Regions from separate parts of the Homo sapiens genome. Here regions 1 and 2 are each linked to region 3. A link is a contact called in ENCODE Hi-C or POLR2A ChIA-PET data. All regions are on one chromosome and are shown on one strand. The core of a region is the stretch at or near the end of the contact, and the rest is flanking DNA. Distances in the headings are between cores, read along the strand shown. Region 1 holds the start of RPS19BP1 (ribosomal protein S19 binding protein 1). Region 2 overlaps MICALL1 (MICAL like 1). Region 3 holds the start of TOMM22-DT (TOMM22 divergent transcript).

Region 1 (3,783 bases), core at 535-3,034, 850 kb after region 3:
GGGGCATGTGGAAGGCAGGAGACCGGCTAGGCTTCTGCAATAATTCAGGCAAGAGACGATGCAGCTTGGAGCAAAGTGGCAGCTGCAGAGGTGTTCTTTCCATTGGCTGCGAGGCTTGCCATTCCTCTCACTCAGCATCTATGTGCCAAAACCTGTGGTGGACACCAAGGCTGCGGACAAGCCCAAGGAGGTGTGTGCCTTTAGGAGCTTCCATCCAACAGGGGAGGTGGGTGAGCACCCAGGACACGACAGTGAGACAAGGGCTGGGACAGATGGGAATGACCTCTGGCACTCCACACTCCTGCTTCATGGCAAGTATCGCTGGGGCTCAAACCTGTCTCACTTTCCTGCCTCCAGACTTTGGCTTAAGTTGTATTTCCTCCTTGGAATTCATAATTCTTTTAACAAATACTTTAACATCTTTTATGCATTAGACTCTAGGGATTCAGACACAGTAAGAGCTTGCCACGTCCTGACACATGTCAAAATATCACCATCTTGCCTACACCAGCCCCTCCGAAAGTCTTTATGTCTATTAAGTGACACTACGTCCCCCAAGAAACTAGGCTCCACCTTCACAGCCAATTCACCACTAAAACCCCTCTAAAGGCTGAAATTCTCTGCTGCCCCCTCTTTAACATATTTTCCACCTGCACAATTCTCTTGTTATCTCTGCTGCTATAGCCACTGCCCAGGCCACAGCATGTCCTATTTCAATGGAGTAGGTAATAGCAGCACTCTGGAGACACAATGCCCGGGCAGCCACAATGCCTGTACCACCTGGGCAGGTGCCTTTTTCTGAATCTGTAAAACGGGGGTGATAGTAGTATCGACCTCAAAGGGCTGCTGTAAGGATCAAACGAGCTTACATTTGTACAGCACTTAGAATCAGCACCTGGTACAGAGTGTTAGTGAATGTGTTTAAATGCTCCATCTTTGATCCTCATTCACTAGGTCACCTTTACCAGCCTTTATTTTTTCAAATTCTCAAAGGCAACAACCTCCTTTCTGACTCAGGACCTTTGCACATACTATTCTTCCTAGAATATTCTCCTACTTTTCACCTAGCTCACTCTTATACATCCTTCAGCTCTCGGCTGAAATGTCGCTTCCTCAGAGAAGGCTGACTTGGCCTAAGTCCCCATCAGAGTACCGTAGTCTTTTAATTCATAGGCTTCAATGCACTTAGCAATGACACACTGGGTTTGATATTCTTTGATGCTTCTCTCCCCACTAGGGCCGTAGTCCACGAGGACCAGGACGGTGGCGTGTTCTGTCACCTTCGTATGTCCAGGGCCCCGCTCCGCGCCTGGCACACAGTAGGTCTAGCAATACCGGGCGAACGCTTCAAGCCCTGCCTCAAGCGCCACCTCCTCTGGGGCGCAGGTCCCAGCACCGGAGGCAGCACTTTCAGCCCCTTCCCGAACTTACCCAGTGCCGACTTGGGCACCTTTCCCTTGGCCGAGTTCCGCAGTTTCTGGGCCTGAATTGCCTTCGTCTTCCGGGGCCGTTTCACCGGAGCCCCTCTCGGCTTGGCCTGACCTGGAGGGTCCCGGGGGGCTGTAGGGGAAGAGAGAGGAAGAGACCCAGGTCAGAGGGCGCGCAGCGTTCCCATGCCACTGGGGCTAAGCCCGGCCTGGATTGTTTTCCATCCAGGGCTCCCGCCCGCAGCCACTACCATCCTCCTGCCCGCGCCGGACGTCCCCTGGCCAGCCCTCCTCACCCTCGGACGCCGCCAGCAGCTCCAGGCCCCGCCGCAGCAGGGCGGCGGACATGGCGGCGCTTGGCTCCGCCCACGAGCCTCACACTACTTCCGACCTGGCAGTCCCTGTCGTCTCGGCGGAAACCCGAGCCCGAACAGAGGGATCCGGAGGGGGATGGGCGGAAGTGCCCATCTTTCTTAGGACGCATGCGTTAGGGGTTTACACTTGAGCGGAAGAAGGGGCGGAAACTGGAGGCGGGTCCAAGGCGCAGAAAGACACATGTGTTACTCAATCCCAATCTACCTGGCTCCTGGCGCTCAGTCCCCTCCTTCCCCGGAAGCCGTCCGCAACCTGCTCCGCCGGGTTGGCCAATCCTCTCGGGTCTCGTGGCTCCGTGGCGGGCTAGGATGGGGACAGGGCGGAGTGTTTTTCATATACTTCAACCAGCACTAGGTATCGCACAGGTTGAGTGCAGCATGAGAATCCAGTTGTCTTCCCTTAAGCCAGACATTAAAGACATATCTTTGTTTTGAAAACTACAATTATTTCTCATAAAATACGTTGTTTATGTTACCAAGCAATGGGTTTATTGTCATTTTAAGTGAATTAATGAATATGTAAAATTTTTGTTTTAGTTTCTAGTATGGCAAATATCAGTTGCCTACATACAAAAGTTCTTTGGGATCCTGAATTTTTTAAAATTTATTTTATTTAATTAAATTAATTTTTTTTTTGAGACGGAATCTCGCTCTGTCGCCCAGGCTGGAGTGCAGCGATCTCGGCTCACTGCAACTTCCGCCTCCCGGGTTCAAGCGATTCTTTTGCCTTAGCCTCCCGAGTAACTGAGATTACAGACGCCCGCCACCACGGCCGGCTAATTTTCTTTTTAAAAAATTTTTAGTAGAGACGGGGTTTTGCCATGTTGGCCAGGCTGGTCTTGAACTCCGGACCTCAAGTGATCCGCCCACCTCAGCCTCCCAAAGTGCTGGGATTACAGGAGTGAGGGGATTCTGAAGTTTTAAATGTAAGAAGCTTCTTAGACCAAAACATTTGAGCCCCTCTGGCCTAGAAGTGACACTGCTTACCTGGGGGAGGAGCCCTGGGCTTGTTCGCTGCTCCATCTGCAGCTGGCAGCCCAGCACCTGGCATGGAGAAGACACGCAATAAGTGAACGGTGAATCAGAAGGGACCACTGGGTTCACTCAGCCGGGTTCTGAGGGCCTTCTGTGTACTTGACACCACAGAGTGTGGGACCTGGAGTTCGTCCTCCGGGATAGACCACACCGTTTAAGCTCCATCGGCTAGAGAGTAATAATAACAACCAACACAAACTCAAGCATTTGTGCTGTTCTACGTGCTTTACATTTGTTAACTTGTTTATCCCCCCTACCCTTCCAGGTAGGAATTGTCTTTTGCATTTTACAGACGAGGAAACAAACACAGAGAGGCGAAGGTCACACGGGTGGAGTCAGGGGTGGGAGTTAAGACTGGCAGCCTGGCCGCAGGATTTGTGGGGGCGCTCCTGTCCCAGCCACCAGGGAGAGCAGTGCTGTGGTGCTGGGTGGGGCCTGTCAAGCCATGGGGTCAGGTAGGCCCCTGGAGGGTGAGGAGGAGCTGACCATGTATGGGCAGCGGGGATTGTTCTAGGCGGAGACCGCTGTAGCGAGGACCTATCCCCTGTGACACACGAGTGGCCCTTCAGGATGCCATGCTGGGCTGGAGGGTCGCAAAGGCCTCAGACTCCATGATTTTGTCCTAAGGGGAGTGTGGGGCCTGGAACCCAGTGACTGTTCAGACATATGCCTCCTTCCTGCTTCTAACATAGCCGGATTGTTGTCTTACTTATTATGTGTATTGCGTATTGTCTGTTTCCCCGCCCATACCCCACTGTAAGCTCCGCAAGGCAGGGATCTTTGTTTTGTTCATTGTTATATCCCTAGCGCCTGGAACAGTGCTTGGCATACGGTAAGAGTTCAGAAACGCACGAAATGAGTGGATGAGAGCTGAGTTTGGGACGCCAGTGAGCCGCTGGGTTGAGGCCCAGGAGGTCGTGGGATGTGCAGCGAGTCAGCCTCTCAGG
Region 2 (3,681 bases), core at 48-2,547, 750 kb before region 3:
GGCAGCCAGCCCTGGCCTCAGTGGGTATCTGGCTTCCAGAGGGCCGTGAGGATGACATGCTGGTGGACTGGTTCAAGCTCATCCACGAGAAGCACCTACTGGTGCGGCGAGAGTCCGAGCTCATCTATGTGTGAGTCCCCCCGCCTGGGGCATCCCTCCCTGGAATCCGTAGAGCTTAGAATGGAGAACCCTTACCCTCTTCCCTCATCAGTAACAGCGCAGGGCAGGGCAGCCGGGGCTCGGGCAGAATTGTTAAGAGTCACCTTATTCCCACCCCTAGCTTCAAGCAGCAGAACCTGGAGCAGCGCCAGGCTGATGTCGAGTATGAGCTCCGGTGCCTCCTCAATAAGCCAGGTGAGTGCAGCCACTGGCACTCCCCTGGCACCTGCCCTGGGGCCTGGTGACACGGAGGAGTGGGGGAGCGGGCAGACAAAACCCCAGTAGGATGCACAGGCAGACTGGGGACAGGGCCAGAGGAGGAGGTGCGGGGCAGGGCTGTCTGGGTCACCCCCAAGGATGGGAGAGACTGTAACAGGCAGTAAGCTGGCTGGGGCTGTGGTAGGAGAAGGAACCGCACAGACAGTGTAGGGTGTGGACGTCCGAGGGACCAGGGATGACAGGCTCTCAGTGAATGAAGATCAGGCCCAGGACCAGCCCAGCCTGTTTTGTGCGTGGGTCAGACTGTTCCTTCTTCTGCCACTAACTTGCTGTGTGACCTTGGGCAGGATTCTTAGCCTCACTGAGCCTCAGTGGCTTCAGGTGTAAGATGGGAATGAAGGTCCCCACGTCCTCGGGTGTTCTTGGGACCAGGAGACAGTGGACGTGGACTCTGTACCCTCTGAAGGGCTGATGGCTGATGGTTACCATGTGGCCGAGTTGGGGTTTGGTGAGGAGGGCTCCTCACACGCCCTGTGACCGTGGAATGCAGTGAACCGCAGCTGCAGGCAGAGACCCCAGGACTATGGAGATTCCAGAGTTGGGAGCCAAAGCTTTTGACCACTTTCTTATGGCTCAGGCATGGTGCCAGCCCTGGGCAAGGGCCATCTTGACAGATGGGAAGTGGAGGGCCAGAGAGGTCAAGGGACTTGGCTGTTGGTGACGGGGCTGGGCTTCCATCCATGTCTCTGATCTGGGGCTGTCCCTGCACACACAGCCCCTCCAGACTGTGGGGATGGTGGCAGGGGAACTGTCTACTGACTGGGGAATTTGGGAGGCTGGAGTGTCCCAGGGGAAGCCACAGAATGTCCCAGGCTTCCACTGCCTTGTGTGAGTCACTCCCAACTCTGCAGGAGGCTGGGGCGTGGCCACCACTCAGAGCCACAGCGGCGCCCTGTGGCCAGAGCGGGCACGGCTCCTCTGCCTCCCTGGCTAGCCCGGCCCCAGGGCTTACTGTGGCTTTTCCAGCCCCCGTGTGGTGGCTGTGCGTCCCGGGCTTGTCAGCCTGTCCCGGATGTTGCTTTTGGAAGGTGAAGCTGGTGTATGAGGCTCCGAGTACAGTACACCATGAGGGCCATTGCTTGGGGGCATCAGGCTGCCAGGTTCAAATACCAGCTCCACCTTCACTGTGTGACACTGGTCAAAGATTTCATGTCCCTGAGTCTCAGTTTCCCCACGTGTAGACTGGGGACATAACTTACCCAGGCCCCAGATATGGAAAATGGCAAAGTGGGATTCAAACTTGGGTGGTGATTTGGAGGCCCTGCTCTGTCCCCAGAACCAGGTTGGGCCACCTGCTCCTCAATTTTGGCAAGGTGAGGCCATAGGGGAAAGGGGCAGTGGCTGAGGGGGCTTCAGGATATTTATTTATTTATTTTGGGGGGGGGTATTTATTTATTTATTATTATTATTTTTTTTTTGAGACAGAGTCTCACTCTGTCGCCCAGGCTGGAGTGCAGTGGCGCGATCTCGGCTCACTGCAAGCTCTGCCTCCCGGGTTCACGCCATTTTCCTGCCTGAGCCTCCCAAGTAACTGGGACTACAGGCGCCTGCCACCACGCCCGGCTAATTTTTTGTGTTTTTAGTAGAGACCAGGTTTCACCATGTTAGCCAGGATGGTCTCGATCTCCTGACCTTGTGATCCACCCACCTTAGCCTCCCAAAGTGCTGGGATTACAGGCATGAGCCACTGCGCCTGGCTCTATTTATTTATTTATTTTATTTTATTTATTTATTTATTTTTATTTTATTTTTTGAGATGGAGTCTCACTCTGTTGCCCAGGCTGGAGGGCAGTGGCACAATCTCGGCTCACTGCAAGCTCCGCCTCCCCAGGTTGACACCATTCTCCTGCCTCAGCCTCCCTAGTAGCTGGGACTACAGGCACCTGCCACCCCGCCCGGCTAATTGTTTGTATTTTTAGTAGAGACGGGGTTTCACCATGTTAGCCAGGATGGTCTCGATCTCCTGACCTCGTGATCCACCCGCCTCCGCCTCCCAAAGTGCTAGGATTACAGGCGTGAGCCACCGCGCCAAGCCCTGGCCCTATTTGTTATTATTATTATTTTATTTTATTTTATTTTTTTGAGTCAGAGTCTCGCTCTGTCGCCTAGGCTGGAGTGCAGTGGCACGATCTTGGCTTACTGCACGCTCCGCCTCCTGGGTTTACGCCATTCTCCTGCCTCAGCCTCCCGTGTAGCTGGGACTACAGGCGCCCGCCACCACACCCGGCTAATTTTTGTATTTTTAGTAGAGACAAGGTTTCATCGTGTTAGCCAGGATGGTCTTGATCTCCTGACCTCGTGATCCGCCCACCTCGGCCTCCCAAAGTGCTGGGATTACAGGCGTGAGCCACCGCACCCGGCCTATTATTTTTTTGAGATGGAGTGTCACTGTGACATCCAGGCTGAAGTGCAATGGCGTGAACTCAGCTCACTGCAACCTCCGCCTCCCAGGTTCAAGCGATTTTCCTGCCTCAGCCTCCCCAGTAGCTGGGATTACAGGCGCCCACCACCACGCTTGGCTAAGGATATTTACTTTTTTTTTTTTTTTTTTGAGACAGAGTCTCACTCTGTTGCCCAGGCTGGAGTGCAGTGGCGTGATCTGAGCTCACTGCAACCTCCACCTCCCAGGTTCAAGCAATTCTCCTGCCTCAGCCTCCCTAGTAGCTGGGATTTCAGGTGTGTGCCACCACACCCCGCTAATTTTTGTATTTTTAGTAGAGACGAGGTTTCACCATTTGGCCAGGCTGGTCTCGAACTCCTGACCTCTGGTGATCCACCTGCCTCGGCCTCCCAAAGTGCTGGGATTACAGGAGTGAGCCACCGGGCCCGGCCTAGGATATTTATTTGAAGCCAGGGAAGCCTGTGGCGGTAGATGTTGTGGAGGGAAGGCCAAGTGTGGGCACTCATCCCTGGAGCCTGCAGGCTGGGGGAGGGGGAAATACTAGGGCCCCAGTGGGCCCCTGGGGGTGGTCCTGTGGGTTGGCTGGGGCCTTGAGAGGAAAGGAGGCAGGAGGGGCAGCAGGTGTGCCCAGCTTCAGGGGAGCCTCCTGCTGGGCTCCCTGCCCCCAGCATCCCCTCTAGTCTACCTTCCTCCACAGCCTTGGATAAATGTCCCAGTATGTCACTTGGGTTGTGTTGCTTCTCCTGCTGGAGGAGCCCTGGGGTTCCCTGTTGTCTCCTCGCCCCTGCCCCACTCTGTCCCTCCTGAATCTTGCCTCCCGCCAGAAGCCACCTAGTGAACAT
Region 3 (3,850 bases), core at 677-3,176:
GATAACACCTAATGCTGGGGAGGGTGTGGGACAAGGACATTTCCATTTACTGTACTATTATGAAAGCATCTGATAGAGGCTGGGAGCAGTGGCTCATACCTGTAATCCCAGCACTTTGGGAAGCCAAGGCGGGTGGATCACCTGAGGTCACGAGTTTTAGACCAGCCTGGCCGACATGGTGAAATCCCATCTCTACTAAAAATACAAAAAGTTAGCCAGGCATGGTGGCACACACCTGTAGTCCCAGCTACTTGGGAGGCTGAGGCGGGAGAATCGCTTGAGCCCAGGAGGTTGCAGTGAGCTGAGATCATGCCACTGCACTCCAGCCTGGGCGACAGAGCAAGACTCCATCTCAAAAACAAACACACAAACTCAAACAAAAATTTATATCTGCATACTTTCTGACCAGCTCACCTACTTACTAGAAATCTATGTACTATGCCTCAGTTTCCTCATTTCTAAAATGGGGATAACAGTGCCTACCCCAGTGAGCTGCTGTGAAGATTAAAGGAGGACACACCGCACCCACCCACACCCACAGGCACCAGAGCACCTGGTATTTAGGTGTTAACTCTTACCTTTGTTTGGTACATAGGGAAGATTTACCTGATGTTTTCCCAAAAGACCTGCAAGACACTAATTTATTCCTACCAAGTAAAACATGGCTCAGGAAAACGAAACTGGATCAGTGTCTCTCTAAAACAGCCCAAGAAGCAGGCCAAGGAGATGGACAAGGAAGATAAATCTTTGGCCCTGGTCACAGGCCGAATTAAGAAATCCGGCAAGGTGGGGCGCAGTGGCATAGGCCTGTAATCCTAGGACTTGGGGAGGCTGAGGCAGTCGGATTGCTTGAGTCTCGGAGTTCAAGACCAGCCTAGGCAACACAGTGAAACCCTGTCTTTATATATATATGTATGTGTGTGTGTGTGTGTGTGTGTATATGTGTGTATGTATATATACATAATACGTATATATGTATACGTATGTATATATATACATATATACACATACCTATATACACATATATACATATATACACATATATACATATATATACATATATACGTATATATATACACACACATAAAATATATATTATATATAATATATAACTATATATAGGCCAGGTGCGGTGGCTGATGCCTGTAATGCCAGCACTTTGGGAGGCCGAGGCGGGCAGATCACTTGAGGTCAGGAGTTCAAAACCAGCCTAGCCAAATGGTGAAACCCCGTCTCTACTAAAAATACAAAAAATTAGCGGGGCGTGGTTGGTGGTGCATGCTGAGGCAGGAGAATCGCTTGAACCTGGGAGGCGGAGCTTGCAGTGAGCCGGGATCACACCACTGCACTCCATCCAGTCTGGGCGACAGAGCGAGACTCCGTCTCAAAACAAAACCAACAACAACAACAACAACAAAAAGCTAAAATCTTACAAAAAGCGACCTGTTCCACTGTCCCTTGGGCCTGCGGTGATGGTGGGCCTGACTCCATTCGTCTTTAAACATCTCTATTCCCGGCCACATCTTTGGCCACCTATGCTCGAATAAAGTGTTGTCTTGGAGCCTGTTGTAAATTTAAGAATAAACTTTTGTTAAAAAAAAAAATACAGTGGCTCATCATCTCTTGAGTTGTTTTCACTCAGCCACTCCTACCTTAGCTGTGAACTTAAAGTAAAACAAGCCCCCAGAATCTTGCCAGAGTCAGCCCTTTGATCTTTGTTCTCCCCTGAACTCTATTACCTGGAATTAAAACAACGCATTTGAAAAAAAGAAAAACAAGCAAGTTTCTGAGCTCACCCTATACCCGCTGAACAGAATGACTGCGGTGGCGCCCCAGAACCTCTCACAGGCCTCTCAGCTGCTGCTAATGCCCGCCGAAGCCCCGACGCCCGGATAAGGCCAGGGCTGCCGGACCCGCTGCGGGCACTGGAGGACCCGGGGCTAGAGGGCGCCGCTCTCGCCCGGCTCGCGCCTCGGCTCCCGGAAAAGCAGCTCTGTCCGCCGTTCGGCTGCGCTCACCTCCTTTCCGCTTCCGGTGTCCCCTACAGTCATGGCTGCCGCCGTCGCTGCTGCCGGTGCAGGGGAACCCCAGTCCCCGGACGAATTGCTCCCGAAAGGCGACGCGGAGAAGCCTGAGGAGGAGCTGGAGGAGGACGACGATGAGGAGGTACTAGGGCCTCGCGGGGTGCAGAGCGGGAAGCGGGCCCGCTCGTGGGTGTGGGATCCGCGTGGTACGGGATCGGAGCGAAGCGGCTGCTTTGGGAGGCGGGGTTAGGGGCCCTGCTGGGCCCTGGGTGCCCTAGCTCCAGTGGGGCTCGGCGGCTCCCAGTGCCGCAGCGGGGCCAGGAATGGATGTCGCTTTTTCGGCTAAGACCCGCGTCTACTCCACCACAGCTAGATGAGACCCTGTCGGAGAGACTATGGGGCCTGACGGAGATGTTTCCGGAGAGGGTCCGGTCCGCGGCCGGAGCCACTTTTGATCTTTCCCTCTTTGTGGCTCAGAAAATGTACAGGTAAGGAACGAGGGCAAAGGCACTGGGTACGTGCATGGGATGGTCGTGGTGCTGTGAAAGAACACGGGGTTTGGAAGCAGCAGACCCGTGTTGGGTGACCTTGGGCTTGTACCCTATCCTTTCTTAGTTTCCTCTTCTGTAAAATGGGGATTCTTACCTGGCAGGGGAGTTGTGGGGGTTATTTCAGATTGTTGGAGATAATTAATGAATAAGGAGCTTTGTAAGAACTCAGGAGAATGTTAAACCGCCATCACTAGATGATACAGCTACCATAGCTGCTCCTCCTGTCTCTGGTAGGAGTATGGTGTAAGGAGCGGGTAGAATACGTTTATCAAAAACATTGGAGTATGTAATGTGAGAGGTTTGGTTACTGGGTAGTTCTTGCCTGTTTTGTTTGCATGTCTTCATGCTCACCCTCTGGGGATTTTCCTCTGCAGGTTTTCCAGGGCAGCCTTGTGGATTGGGACCACTTCCTTTATGATCCTGGTTCTTCCCGTTGTCTTTGAGACGGAGAAGTTGCAAATGGAGCAACAGCAGCAACTGCAGCAGCGGCAGGTGAGCCCAGACCTTGGGCTTTTTGCCAGTGGTGGAGACGCAAGTTATTTCACTAACACATTGGTCCCCAACCTTTTTGGCACCAGGGACTGGTTTCATGGAACACAGTTTTTACATGGATGGTGGGTTGGGGGTGGCCGGGGGTCGGGGGGGGGGTTCTGGATGATTCAAGTGCATTACATTTATTGTGCACTGAATTTCTATTATTACATTGTAATATATAATGAAATAATTCTATAACGTAGAATGAGTGGGAGCCCTGAGCTTGTTTTCCTGCAACTAGACAGTCCTGTCTGGGGGTGATGGGAGACAGTGACAGATCATCAGGCATTAGATTTTCATAAGGAGCTTGCAACCTAGATCCCTCGCATGCACTGTTCACAAGGGTTTGTGTTCCTATGAGAATCTAACACTGCTGCTGATCTGACAGGAGGTGGAGCTCAGGCAGTAATGTGAGCGATGGTGAACAGCAGTAAACACAGATGAAGCTTCTCTCACTTGCCTGCTGCTGATCTACTGCTGTGTGGCTCAGCTCCTAACAGGCCATGGGCCAGTGCCAGTCCACAGCCCAGGGGTTGAGGGCTCCTGTTGTAGCACCTGAGTTGACCAACAGTTAATGTGTGGGTGGGGATTGGGATCGGGCCCATGCTCTTTTAGTTGTCTGACTGTGCTTTCAGTATTATTTTTGTAGACGTTGGCCCCATCAGGTATGGTGAGAATAAGCTCTCTAGGCCTGTATGATGCCTTACACCCCTCCTTTTCTTTTCCAGATACTTCTAGGAC

What was found. Hi-C counts contacts between places; a loop is a spot of excess contacts on that map. ChIA-PET counts read pairs that join two places held with the same protein, here RNA polymerase II (POLR2A). Pooled maps may share reads with other maps.
Region 1: a loop to region 3 is called in a pooled map, with 7 times the contacts of the local background. The contact joins the promoter of RPS19BP1 here to the promoter of TOMM22-DT in region 3. A Hi-C loop is called at or near these places in 1 of 50 pooled maps. POLR2A ChIA-PET finds 5 or more read pairs at or near these places in 3 of 52 experiments (PC-9, activated CD4-positive, alpha-beta T cell and activated T-cell).
Region 2: a loop to region 3 is called in a pooled map, with 3 times the contacts of the local background. The contact joins the enhancer-like site here to the promoter of TOMM22-DT in region 3. A Hi-C loop is called at or near these places in 1 of 50 pooled maps. POLR2A ChIA-PET finds 5 or more read pairs at or near these places in 3 of 52 experiments (H1, RWPE1 and naive thymus-derived CD8-positive, alpha-beta T cell).

What each region holds. Positions count from the first base shown.
Region 1 is chr22:39,530,964-39,534,746 of GRCh38, forward strand. It overlaps RPS19BP1 (ribosomal protein S19 binding protein 1), which reads right to left and starts at 1,785. Exons shown (of 4, transcript NM_194326.4): 1 at 1,724-1,785; 2 at 1,432-1,560. The coding sequence starts at 1,775. RefSeq lists enhancers at 999-1,514, 1,515-2,030, 1,820-1,879, 1,930-1,979 and silencers at 1,240-1,369, 1,550-1,709, 3,781-3,783.
Region 2 is chr22:37,932,759-37,936,439 of GRCh38, forward strand. It overlaps MICALL1 (MICAL like 1), which reads left to right. Exons shown (of 16, transcript NM_033386.4): 12 at 40-130; 13 at 281-354. Among named protein-coding and RNA genes, the nearest start is that of C22orf23, 19 kb to the right of the region's middle. RefSeq lists enhancers at 274-1,076, 1,077-1,878. Within about 2 kb of position 1,298, at least 23 of the 41 ENCODE cell types and tissues checked have a DNase peak (open chromatin) inside an H3K27ac peak, as active enhancers do.
Region 3 is chr22:38,679,930-38,683,779 of GRCh38, forward strand. It overlaps TOMM22-DT (TOMM22 divergent transcript), which reads right to left and starts at 1,927. Exons shown (of 2, transcript XR_007068097.1): 1 at 1,797-1,927. It overlaps TOMM22 (translocase of outer mitochondrial membrane 22), which reads left to right and starts at 2,028. Exons shown (of 4, transcript NM_020243.5): 1 at 2,028-2,166; 2 at 2,394-2,512; 3 at 2,950-3,067; 4 at 3,838-3,850. The coding sequence starts at 2,050. RefSeq lists enhancers at 1,816-3,015, 2,062-2,131 and silencers at 1,862-1,931, 2,322-2,371.